2 separate regions of the Homo sapiens genome follow, and region 2 is linked to region 1. A link is an interaction called in ENCODE POLR2A ChIA-PET data of the cell type or tissue named here. Cell type or tissue: B cell. All regions are shown on one strand. Each heading gives the region's core, and the rest is flanking DNA. Links, peaks and the distances in the headings are about the cores only. Region 1 has its middle 31 kb from the start of MIR422A. Region 2 overlaps DAPK2 (death associated protein kinase 2).

Evidence for each region. Peaks named below come from ENCODE experiments on the same cell type or tissue, not always from the same donor. Only the 100,000 strongest peaks of a DNase experiment are listed, where the experiment ranks them.
Region 2: POLR2A ChIA-PET joins it to region 1 with 6 read pairs; 5 of 35 experiments call an interaction of 5 or more read pairs at or near these places.

Annotation. Positions count from the first base shown.
Region 1 is chr15:63,899,667-63,905,040 of GRCh38, reverse strand. No RefSeq gene overlaps it. Among named protein-coding and RNA genes, the nearest start is that of MIR422A, 31 kb to the right of the region's middle. In B cell, for the core only: no CTCF peak of the experiment used is centred there; a DNase peak (open chromatin) is centred at 2,930.
Region 2 is chr15:63,961,874-63,967,247 of GRCh38, reverse strand. The region is part of intron 4 of DAPK2 (death associated protein kinase 2); the gene reads left to right. Among named protein-coding and RNA genes, the nearest start is that of DAPK2, 82 kb to the left of the region's middle. In B cell, for the core only: no CTCF peak of the experiment used is centred there; no DNase peak of the experiment used is centred there.

The DNA of each region.
Region 1 (5,374 bases), core at 290-5,289:
GCATATTTATTTGTGAAAACCTTATTTTGGAAGCAAATGAAGGCCATACTGTAAGAGGTGAACTACAACATCTCTATGAAGGAAAAGTCAGGCCCTGGACTCCACAGACAATCAAAGTAAGTACACGTGAAAGAGCTAACTTGAGGACTTGTTTCTCACAGGGAATTCTATCTGGCACAGGATTGGAGAACTTTCCTTCCATAGAGTCCCCAACTTGATTTCATCCTGATATTGTTCTGTTCACTGTAGCTGCACCCCAAAGGAAAATGTCTTCCTTGGTGATCTGCTGAGAGGATCCCATTCTAAGCAAACATTAATAGGCTTAGGGATTGAGCAGCTGAAGATCTGTGAACAATGGTTAATTGACATTTCAAAAAGCAGACACACCATTGGTGAGTTCCCCTTAACAGTTTCTCTCCTCCGGTTTTTCCCTCTCCCACTGGTTCTTCTTCTCTCCCCCTTCGTCCATTAGCAATTCATAATATATAGCTGAAGTATATATTTTAGTCATTTATTTACTTACTGAATGAAATTCATGTTCCCAGTTCTTAATCTAAAAAGCAGTTGATTATATTATCTAGGGAGAAATTTTTTTAAAGTATTTTTTCCTCTATGGGTCAGTGATCCTCCACCCCTAAGCTAGAGGAAGAGTGAAAGAAAAGAAAATGAAGCTCATAATAATTGTTTAAAATCTGCTCTGCAATAGGAACATTTTGCATACATTTCATTTAGTCCTCTTCCTAATCTTGTAAGGGAAATGAGAGCCCCATTTATATGATACAGCTGAGATTCAGCGGAGTTAGGAAATTTGCATGCAGTCACACAGCTGGAGTACTTAGAATCGGGATTCCAGCCCAGTTTTGCCTACCCTCAAATCCACATTCTTCTCTACTTTTCCTGGAGAAGTACGGTGTTCAATGAAAAAGTAATCCCGGAGAACTATGTACACTATTATACTCTTTTTTTTAAAGCTCACAAACTATGCCATAAGTTGTTTAGGGATACATGTGAATGTGATAAAATTTAATTAATTAATTAATTAATTTTTGAGACACAGTTTCACTCTTGTTGCCCAGGCTGAAGTGCAATGGCGTGATCTCAGCTCACTGCAACCTCTGCCTCCCGGGTTCAAGTGATTCTCCTGCCTCAAACTCCCGAGTAGGGATTACAGGTGCATGCCACCATGTCCAGCTGATTGTGTATTTTTAGTAGAGCCCTATGTTTCAGCATGTTAGCCAGGCTGGGCTCGAAGTCCTGACCTCAGGTGATCCGTCTGCCTCGGCCTCCCAAAGTGTTGGGATTACAGGTGTGAGCCACTGCACCTGGCCTAAAATTGAATTTTAAAAGCAAGGGAATGACCACTCTCAAAATTCTGGATGAAACTTACATCTGGGTGGCTGAGATGGGGAGGAGGACAAGGTGGGCACTGGGCTGTTGGCAGTGTTCCAGCCAACACTAAGTTCACGGTGGGCTCCTGCAAGTTCTATTTATTATAATGCTTTCTAACTTACATATTAGTTGTCTATGCTTTTGCATGTATCAAATATTATGTTAAAGATAAAGGGAGAAATGAGGTGAAAAAAGTCCATCCTAATGGTCACCATTTGCCGCAGCAGCCTCTATTAGGGACAGGACGTAGTGCCCCTCCCTGCAGTGTTTTTCTCACACGACTCGATGGTGGGCTTTTTTTGTGTTCTTCTACCAGCACCTAGATCAGAGGTCATCACACCACTCAATGTGAGAATACCTGGCTGGAATTTTTATTTCCCTTTTATTTATTTATTTATTTTTAAATTTATTATATATATATATTTTTTAGATGGAGTCTCGCTCTGTTGCCCAGGCTGGTGTGCAATGGGGCAATCTCGGCTCACTGCAACCTCCGCCTCTTGGGTTCAAGTGATTCCCCTGCCTCAGCCTCCCTAGTAGCTGGGACTACAGGCGTGTGCCGCCACGCCCAGCTAATTTTTGTATTTCTAGTAGAGACGGGGTTTCACCATGTTGGCCAGGATGGTCTCGATCTCTTGACCTCGTGTTCTGCCCGCCTTGGCCTCCCAAGGTGCTGGGACCACAGGTGTGAGCCACGGAGCCCAGCCTTTATTCCCCTTTTAAAGAGAAGGGATAGGAAATACCCTCTGCACCTCCCAGCCCTGCCTCCTCAAACATCACTTCCCCTGGGAGTTTGCGTAAGGACTTGGGTCTGAGGACAACTTCCAAGGCCGACGAAGCTGAGTTTGCCAGCTCATGCTCTGGTGCCTTCATGTCTCTTTGGATTTAAACCCAGAGGCCAGAACAGCATTTGAAAAGTCAGCTGGGCCATTATCCTGCTCCTAGATGGGATTGCACTTGGGTTTCTTCGTCTCATTTTGGAATTGAGCCAGGGAGATCCTATATCATCTCTCAATTCCCTTTTCCAGTTCTTAACAGTCTTTATTATATTTTACCAATCAGATCCAAAAAGCCTGGGCTAAGTCCTGCCACTTTGCAGCTGTTGGAACTTAGCCTTGTCATTCAACCTTTCTGGGCCTCAGTTTTCTAATCTGTGAAATGGTGATATCAGTGTTACTTGTCATGAGTGCCTTGTTGAAACCAATTTTGTAAACGAGCTTTGTCAACTTTGAAGGACTTGGCAAGCATAAGGAATTTGTTTTTACACAATTTAGTTACACTCTGGGACCATAGGCATAGAGTGTAAGGAAGCTCCAACTTCCTCTGAAGATTCCATAACAGTCGCTTCTGAAATAAATTGACAATAGACAGATTGACAGGAGAAAAACCATTTTAATTTTGTGGCTGTACACAGGAGCCTCATAGAAGAATGAGGCTCCAGAGAGGGACCCAATGGTTGAAGTTTTTACAGCATAAAGGAATAGAGCCTTGAGGCTTTGGGGGGAGGTGGTGATAAGTTACGGGAAGGAAAGGGGAAGAACTGCACAGAGAATGGTGTCTTATGCAAATACAAGTCCCTCAGGTAATCAAAGTTGTTTTGGAACTCCCTCCAGAATAGGCAATAGCCTGTCTGGGGGTGGTGATGACTTTTAATCTCCTTGTGGTTATTAATATTCCCTGGTGGTTTGATGAGATTCCTAGGGAAGGGGTTCAAGACAATTCCATTCCTTTTGGAAGACCATTCCTCAGTCAAGAGGTGGGAACTTCAGAGGGAGCTCCTCCCTGCCCTAGGGAGGAAAAAGAGGGGTGGGAAGGAGAAGGTCAGAGAGAGACCTTAGTTTTCCTCTGGGGCCTTTCAGTCTCCTTTGTTCAAAGCAGTCAGCATAGCACCCCAATAAGAGCAACTCTGAGAAATGTAGATGTTAGTCAACCATGGCCAATAGTGAGACTCAACACTGCTTACCTAGACTCTGGATGGAGGGCTCCTGGAGATCAGTGCACCTCTTACCTCTCCGACTCTCAGCAGTGGTTTAAACACAGGAGAAAGCATCACGTTGATGCTGGAGGCTCTCAGCGAGGGGCCTCTCAGCTGGCTGTCTTCCTCCCACCCCTCCGAGAGGGCCTGCTGGGAGTCAGGGAGCTGAGAGGACAGTATACTGCTCCTTTGTCTTTTCATTTAGCACCCTAACACAGGTTCTGAATGAAAAGACAAAGCGTGTAACAACTCTTTTTTTTTTTTTTGAGACTGAGTCTCGCACCCAGGCTGGAGTGCAATGTCGTGATCTCGGCTCACTGCAAGCTTCTCCTCCCAGGTTCACGCCATTCTCCTGCCTCAGCCTCCCGAGTAGCTGGGACTACAGGTGCCTGCTACTACACCTGGCTAATTTTTTGTATTTTTATTAGATATGCGGTTTCACCATGTTAACCAGGATGGCCTCGATCTCCTGACCTCGTGATCTGCCCGCCTCGACCTCCTAAAGTTCTGGGATTGCAGGCGTGAGCCACTGCACCCGGCCTGCTCTTTGTCTTTTCATTCAGCACCCAACACAGGTTCTGAATGAAAAGACAAAGCCTGTAACAACTCTTTAAAGAACTAAGTGCGGGACTTGACTATTTGCCCCTACCCCGTTTTCTTATTTTGAGTGTTGTATTAGTTTGTTAAGGATGCCATAACCAAATATCACAGACTGGGTGGCTTAAACAACAGAAGTTAATTTTCTCACAGTTGTGGAGACTAGAAGTCCAAGACCAAGGTGTCAGCAAGATCAGTTTCTCCTGAGGCCTCTCTCCTTGGCTGGCAGACAGCCGCCTCCTTGCTGCCTCTTCACACGGTGGTCCCTCAGTGGATGTGCGTCCCTGGTGCCCCTGTGTGTCCATATTTCCTCTTCTTAGAAGGACCCTTGTCAGATTGGATTAGGGCCCTTACAGCCTCATTTTAACTTAATCACCTCTTTGAAGGCTGTCTCTATAAATACAGTCACAATTCAGAGGTACTGAGGGTTAGGGCTTCCACATGTGAATTTGGTGGGGACCTAATTCAGCCCATACACTGATGTGAATCTAATTCTTCATTTAAAAAAAAGTAAGTACTTTGCCTTCCTGTTTTACATCCAGCTTCTGAATACCCCTGGGAGATGGAGCTATGGGCCCAGCCTGGCACAGACTATCTTTGGTTTATGAGGTCAGGTGTGCCAAACCACCAGCAGGGCAGAGACAAGCATCTTTGTAGGCTTTATATTCCAGGCACCCTTGGGCACTGGACACCCTGCCTCTTTTCTTACTCAGGAGTTGATTGTCTGTGGAGTCCAGGGCCTGACTTTTCCTTCATAGAGACGTTGTAGTTCACCTCTTACGCGTGGTGGCGTGTGCCTGTAAGCCCAGCTACTCAGGAGGCTGAGGAAGGAGAATTGCTTGAACCCGGGAGGTGGGGGTTGAAGTGAGCCAAGATCATGCCACTGCACTCCAGCCTGGGTGACAGAGTGAGACTCCCACTCAAAAAAAAAAAAAAAAAATCTCCACAGTGTAACTCTGCTGTGGTTGGTGTGTATCTGCCTTTTTCACTCGTTTTTATAGATGAAATACTATTTTATGATGCATCCCAACAAGTATTTGTTAATTTCAAGACAGTAGTGGATAAAAGTGAGGTGCATGGGGGGTTAAGGTAAGAAAGAAGCTGGGAAGGCCGGGCACAGTGGCTCACGCCTGTAATCCCAGCATTTTGGGAGGCTGAGGTGAACAGATCACCTGGGGTCAGAAGTTCGAGACCAGCCTGGCCAACATGGTGAAATCCTGTCTCTACTAAAAATACAAAAATTATCCAGGCATGGTGGCGGGCGCCTGTCATTCCAGCTACTCAGGAGGCTGAAGCAGAAGAATCACTTGAACTTGGGAGGTAGAGGTTGCAGGGAGCTGAGATTGCACCACTGCACTCCAGCCTGGGCAAGAAAAGCGAAACTCTGTCTCGAAAAGAAGAAAAAAAAAAGAA
Region 2 (5,374 bases), core at 321-5,320, 62 kb before region 1:
ACCAGGTGAGAGGTCACAGAACCTGGTTTTATTTATTGTTTTATTTTATTTTATTTATTTATTTTTTTGAGACTGAATCTTGCACTGTTGCCCAGGCTGGAGTGCAGTGGTGCAATCTCGGCTCACTGCAAACTCCACCTACCAGGTTCACGCCATTCTTCTGCCTCAGCCTCCTGAGTAGCTGGGACTACAGGCACCCACCACTATGCCCGGCTAATTTTTTTGTATTTTTAGTAGAGACGGGGTTTCACCATGTTAGCCAGGATGGTCTCCATCTCCTGACTCGTGATCCGCCCACCTCGGCCTCCCAAAGTGCTGGGATTACAGGTGTGAGCCACTGCGCCCGGCCCACAGTACCTGGTTTTAATTTCATATCACAGAAAGAGGCACTGAAGAGGGTAGGAAAGACAGTCTTGAATCACCTATACCACCCCTTCCCCATCTTCTGGCAGCAGCCATGTTGCATGGAGAAAGAACCTGTGCACTTGGGGGAGGGAGAGTGCAGCAATTGTGGGACTTTGCATTGAAACTCAGTGCTGCCCTGTCACAGCAGAAAGCAATACCAGGCAGAACCCCGCTGGAACCCATGGAAGGAGCATTTAGACTAGCCCTAGACAGAGGAGAATTGCTCATCCTAGTGGTCAGAACCTGAGTTCCAGCAAGCCTCACCACTGCAGACTAAAGTGCTCTGGGTTTCTAAGTAAACTTGAACGGAAGTCTAGGCCACAAGGACTGCAATTCCTGGACAAGTCCTGGTCCTGTGCTGTGCTTGGAGCCAGAGGACTTGGAGGGTACACCTAGTGAGACATCAGTTGGGATGGCCAAGGAAGTGCTTGTACCACACCTCCCTCAGCCCCTGGCAGCACAGCTTGCAACTCCAGGAGAGAATCCTTCCCTCCACTTGAGGAGAAAAGAGGGAAAAGTGAAGAGGACTTCATCTTGCAATTTGGATACCAGCTCAGCCACAGTAAGAAAGGGCACAAGGCAGAGTCTTGAGGCCCCCATTCCAGGCCCTAGATCTCAGACAACATTTCTAGACACTCTCTGAGCCAGAAGGGAATCCACTGCCTTGAAGGGAAGGACCCAGTCCTGGCAGGATTCATCACCTGCTGACTACAGAGGCCCTGGGCCCTGAATAGTCAGCAGTGACATCCAGTGTATCACTCAGAGATGTGCACTCAGAGACATGCTGGCTTCAGGTGTGACCCAGCACATTCCCAGCTGTGGTGGCTATGGAAAGAGGAAAGGGAATGATAAAGGGGACTTTGTCCTGCAACATAGGTACTAGCTTGACCACAGTGGGGTAGAGAACCAAGTGGGCTCTTCGGGTTTCCAATTTCAGGCCTTGGCTCTTAGACAGCATTTCTGGACCTACCCTGGGCCAAAGGGGAGCCCACTGCCCTGAAGGGAGAGTCCCACGCCTGGCAGTATTCACCACAAGCTGACTGAAGAGTCTTGGGGCCTTGAATGTGCACTGGCAGTAGTCAGGGAGTACTTGCCATAGGCCTGGGGCAGTGGGGGCCATGGGGGGAGATGCCTCCGCTTGTGGAAAGGGGAGGGAAGAGTGGGAAGGACTTTGTCTTCTGGCTTAGATACCAGCTAGGCCACATTAGAATAGAGCACCAGGTAGATTCCCAAGGTTTCCAACTCCAGGCCCTGGCTCCCAGATGGCATCTCTGGACCACCCAAGGGGGGGAAGCTCACCACCCTGAGGGAAGGACACAAGCCTGGCTGGCTTTGCCACCTGCCTATTGTAGAGCCCTAGGGCCTTGAGCAAACATAGCCAGTAGCCAGGCAGCTGTTATAAGCCTTGGGCAAGACCCAGGGCCATGCTGGCTTCAGGTCTGACCCAGCACAATCCCAGTGGTGATGGCCACAGGAGTGCTTGTGTTCCCCCTCCCCTAGCCCCAGGCAGGTCAGTACAGAGAGAGACTTCATTTATTTGGAAGAAAGTAAGGGAAGAGAACAAGAGTCTCTGCCTCCTAAACCAGATAATTTTTCTGGATCTTATCCAAAACTACCAAGGCAGTACCTTTACAAGTCTGCAAGAACCACAGCATTACTGGGCTTGGGGTGTCCTCTAATACAGATTTGGCTGGAGTGACCAAAAACTTAGATTACAACACTCAAGTCCTTTCAAATATCTGGAAAGCCTTCCCAAATAGATGGGTACAAACAAACGAAGACTGAAGACTAGAATAAATACCTAATTCTTCAATGGCCAGACATCAATAAACGTCCACAAGCATCAAAACCATCCAGGAAATCATGACTTCACCAAATGAACTAAATAAGGCACCAGGGACCAATCCTGGAGAGACAGAGACATGTGACCTTTCAGACAGAGAATTTAGAATAGCTGTTTTGAGGAAACTCAGTGAAAATCAAGATAACACAGAGAAGGAATTCAGAATTATATCAGATAAATTTAACAAAGAGATTTAAATAACTAAAAAGAATCAAACAGAAATTCTGGAAGTGAAAAATGCAATTGATGTACTGAAGAATGCGTCAGAGTCTGTTAGCAGCAGAATTGATCAAGCAGAAGAAAGAATTAGTGAGCTTGAAGATAGACTATTCGAAAATACACAGAGGAGACAAAAGAAAAAAAAAGAATGAAGCATTCCTATAACATCTAGAAAATAGCCTCAAAAAGGCAAATTTAAGAGTTATTGGCCCCAATGAGGAGGTAGAGAGATAGAGGTAGAAAGTTTATTCAAAGGGATAATAACAGAACTTCCCAAAGCTAGAGAAAGATATCAATATTCAAGTACAGGAAGGTTATAGAACACAAAGAAGGTTAAACCCAAATAATAATCAAACTCCCAAAAATTAAAGACATTTAATAATCAAACTCCCAAAAGTCAAGAGTAAAGAAAGGATCCTAAAAGCAAGAGAAAAGAAACAACATACGATGAAACTCCAATATGTCTGGCAGCAGACTTTGTAGTGGAAACCTTATAGGCCAGGAGAGGGTGGCATGACATATTTAAAGTGCTGAGGAAAAAACCTTTATTCTAGAATAGTATATCCAGCAAAAATATCCTTCAAACATAAAGGAGAAATAAAGACTTTCCCAGACAAAGAAAATCTGAGGATGTCATCAATACCAGACCTGTCCTACAAGAAATGCTAAAGGGAATTCTTCAATCTAAAGGAAAAGGACATTAATGAGCAATAAGAAACCATCTGAAGGTGTAGAACTTACTGGTAATATTAAGTACACAGAAAAACACAGAATATCATAACACTGTAATTGTGTGTAAACTACTTGTATCTTGAGTAGAAAGACTAAATGATAAACTGATAAAAAATAACTACAATGTTTCAAGACAGACAGTACAATAAGATATAAACAGAAACAAAAAGTTAAAAAGTGAGGGGAGAAAGTTAAAGTGTAGAGTTTTTATTAGTTTTCTCTTTGCTTGTTAGCTTGTTCATGCAATCAGCATTGTTGTCATTAGTTTAAAATAATGAATTATATGACAGTGTTTGCAAGCCTCATGGTAACCTCAAATCAAAAAACCTACAGCAGAGATATAAAGAAATAAAAAGCAAGAAATTAAAACTTACCACCAGAGAAAATTACCTTCACTAAAAGGAAGACAGGAAGGACGGAAAGAAGGAAAAGAAGACAACAAAACAACCAGAAATAAAAAAGCAAAGTGGCAGGAGTAAGTCCTTACTTATCAGTAATAACATTGAATGTAAATGGACTAAATTCTCCAATCAAAAGACATAGATTGGCTGAATGGATTAAAAAACAAAAAACAGTTAAGAGGTTCCAAGATGGCCGAATAGGAACAGCTCCAGTCTGTAGCTCCCAGCGTGAGCGACGCAGAAGATGGGTGATTTCTGCATTTCCAACTGAGGTACCGGGTTCCTCTCACTGGGGCTTGTCAGAAAGTGGGTGCAGCCCATGGAGCAGGGAGGGGCATCGCCTCACTCGGGAAGCACAAGGGGTCGGGGAATTCCCTTTCCTAGCAAAGGGAAGCCGTGACAGATGGTACCTGGAAAATCGGGACACTCCCACCCTAATACTGCGCTTTTCCAATGGCCTTAGCAAACGGCACACCAGGAGATTGTATCCCGTGCCTGGCTCAGAGGGTCCCATGCCCACAGAGCCTTGCTCACTGCTAGCACAGCAGTCTGAGATTCAATTGCAAGGTGGGAGCAAGGCTTGGGGAGGGGCATCTGCCATTGCTGAGGCTTGAGTAGGTAAACAAAGTGGCCGGGAAGTTCAAAGTGGGTGCAGCCCACTGCAGCTCAAGGAGGCCTGCCTGCCTCTGTAGACTCCACCTCTGGGGGCACGGCATAGCTGAATAAAAGGCAGCAGAAACTTCTGCAAACTTAAACGTCCTTGTCTGACAGATTTAAAGAGAGTAGTGGTTCTCCCAGCATGGAGTTTGAGATCTGAGAATGGACAGACTGCCTCCTCAAGTGGGTCCCTGACCCCCGAGTAGCCTAACTGGGAGACACCTCCCAATAGGGGCTGACTGACACCTCATACAGCCAGGTGCCCCTCTGAAACAAAGCTTCCAGAAGAGGGATCAGGCAGCAACATCTACCGTTCTGCAATATTTGCTGTTCTGCAGCCTCCGCTGGTGATACCCAGTAAAACAGGGTCTGGAGTGGACCTCCAGCAAACTCCAACAGACTTGCAGCTGAAGGTCCTGATTGTTAGAAGGAAAACTAACAAACAGAAAGAACATCCACACCAAAACCCCATTTGTACGTCACCATCATCAAAGACCAAAGGTACATAAAACCACAAAGATGGGGAGAAATCAGAGCAGAAAAGCTGAAAATTCTAGAAATCAGAGGGCCTCTTCTCCTCCAAAGGAACGCAGCTCCTCGCCAGCAATGGAACAAAGCTGGACGGAGAATGACTTTGACAAGTTGAGAGAAGAAGGCTTCAGACGATCGGTAATAACAAACTTCTCTGAGCTAAAGGAGGATGTTCGAACCCATCGCAAATAAGCTAAAAACCTTGAAAAAAGATTAGACGAATGGCTGACTAGAATAAACAGTGTAGAGAAGTCCTTAAATGACCTGATGGAGCTGAAAACCCTGGCACGAGAACTATGTGACGCATACACAAGCTTCAGTAGCTGATTTGATCAAGTGGAAGAAAGGGTATCAGTGATTGAAGATCAAATGAATGAAATGAAGTGAGAAGAGAAGTTTAGAGGAAAAAGAGTAAAAAGAAACAAAAAAAGCCTCCAAGAAATATGGACTACGTGAAAAGACCAAATCTACGTTTGATTAGTGTACCTGAAAGTGACGGGGAGAGTGGAACCAGGTTGGAAAACACTCTTCAGGATATTATCCAGTAGAACTTCCCCAACCTAGTGAGACAGGCCAACATTCAAAT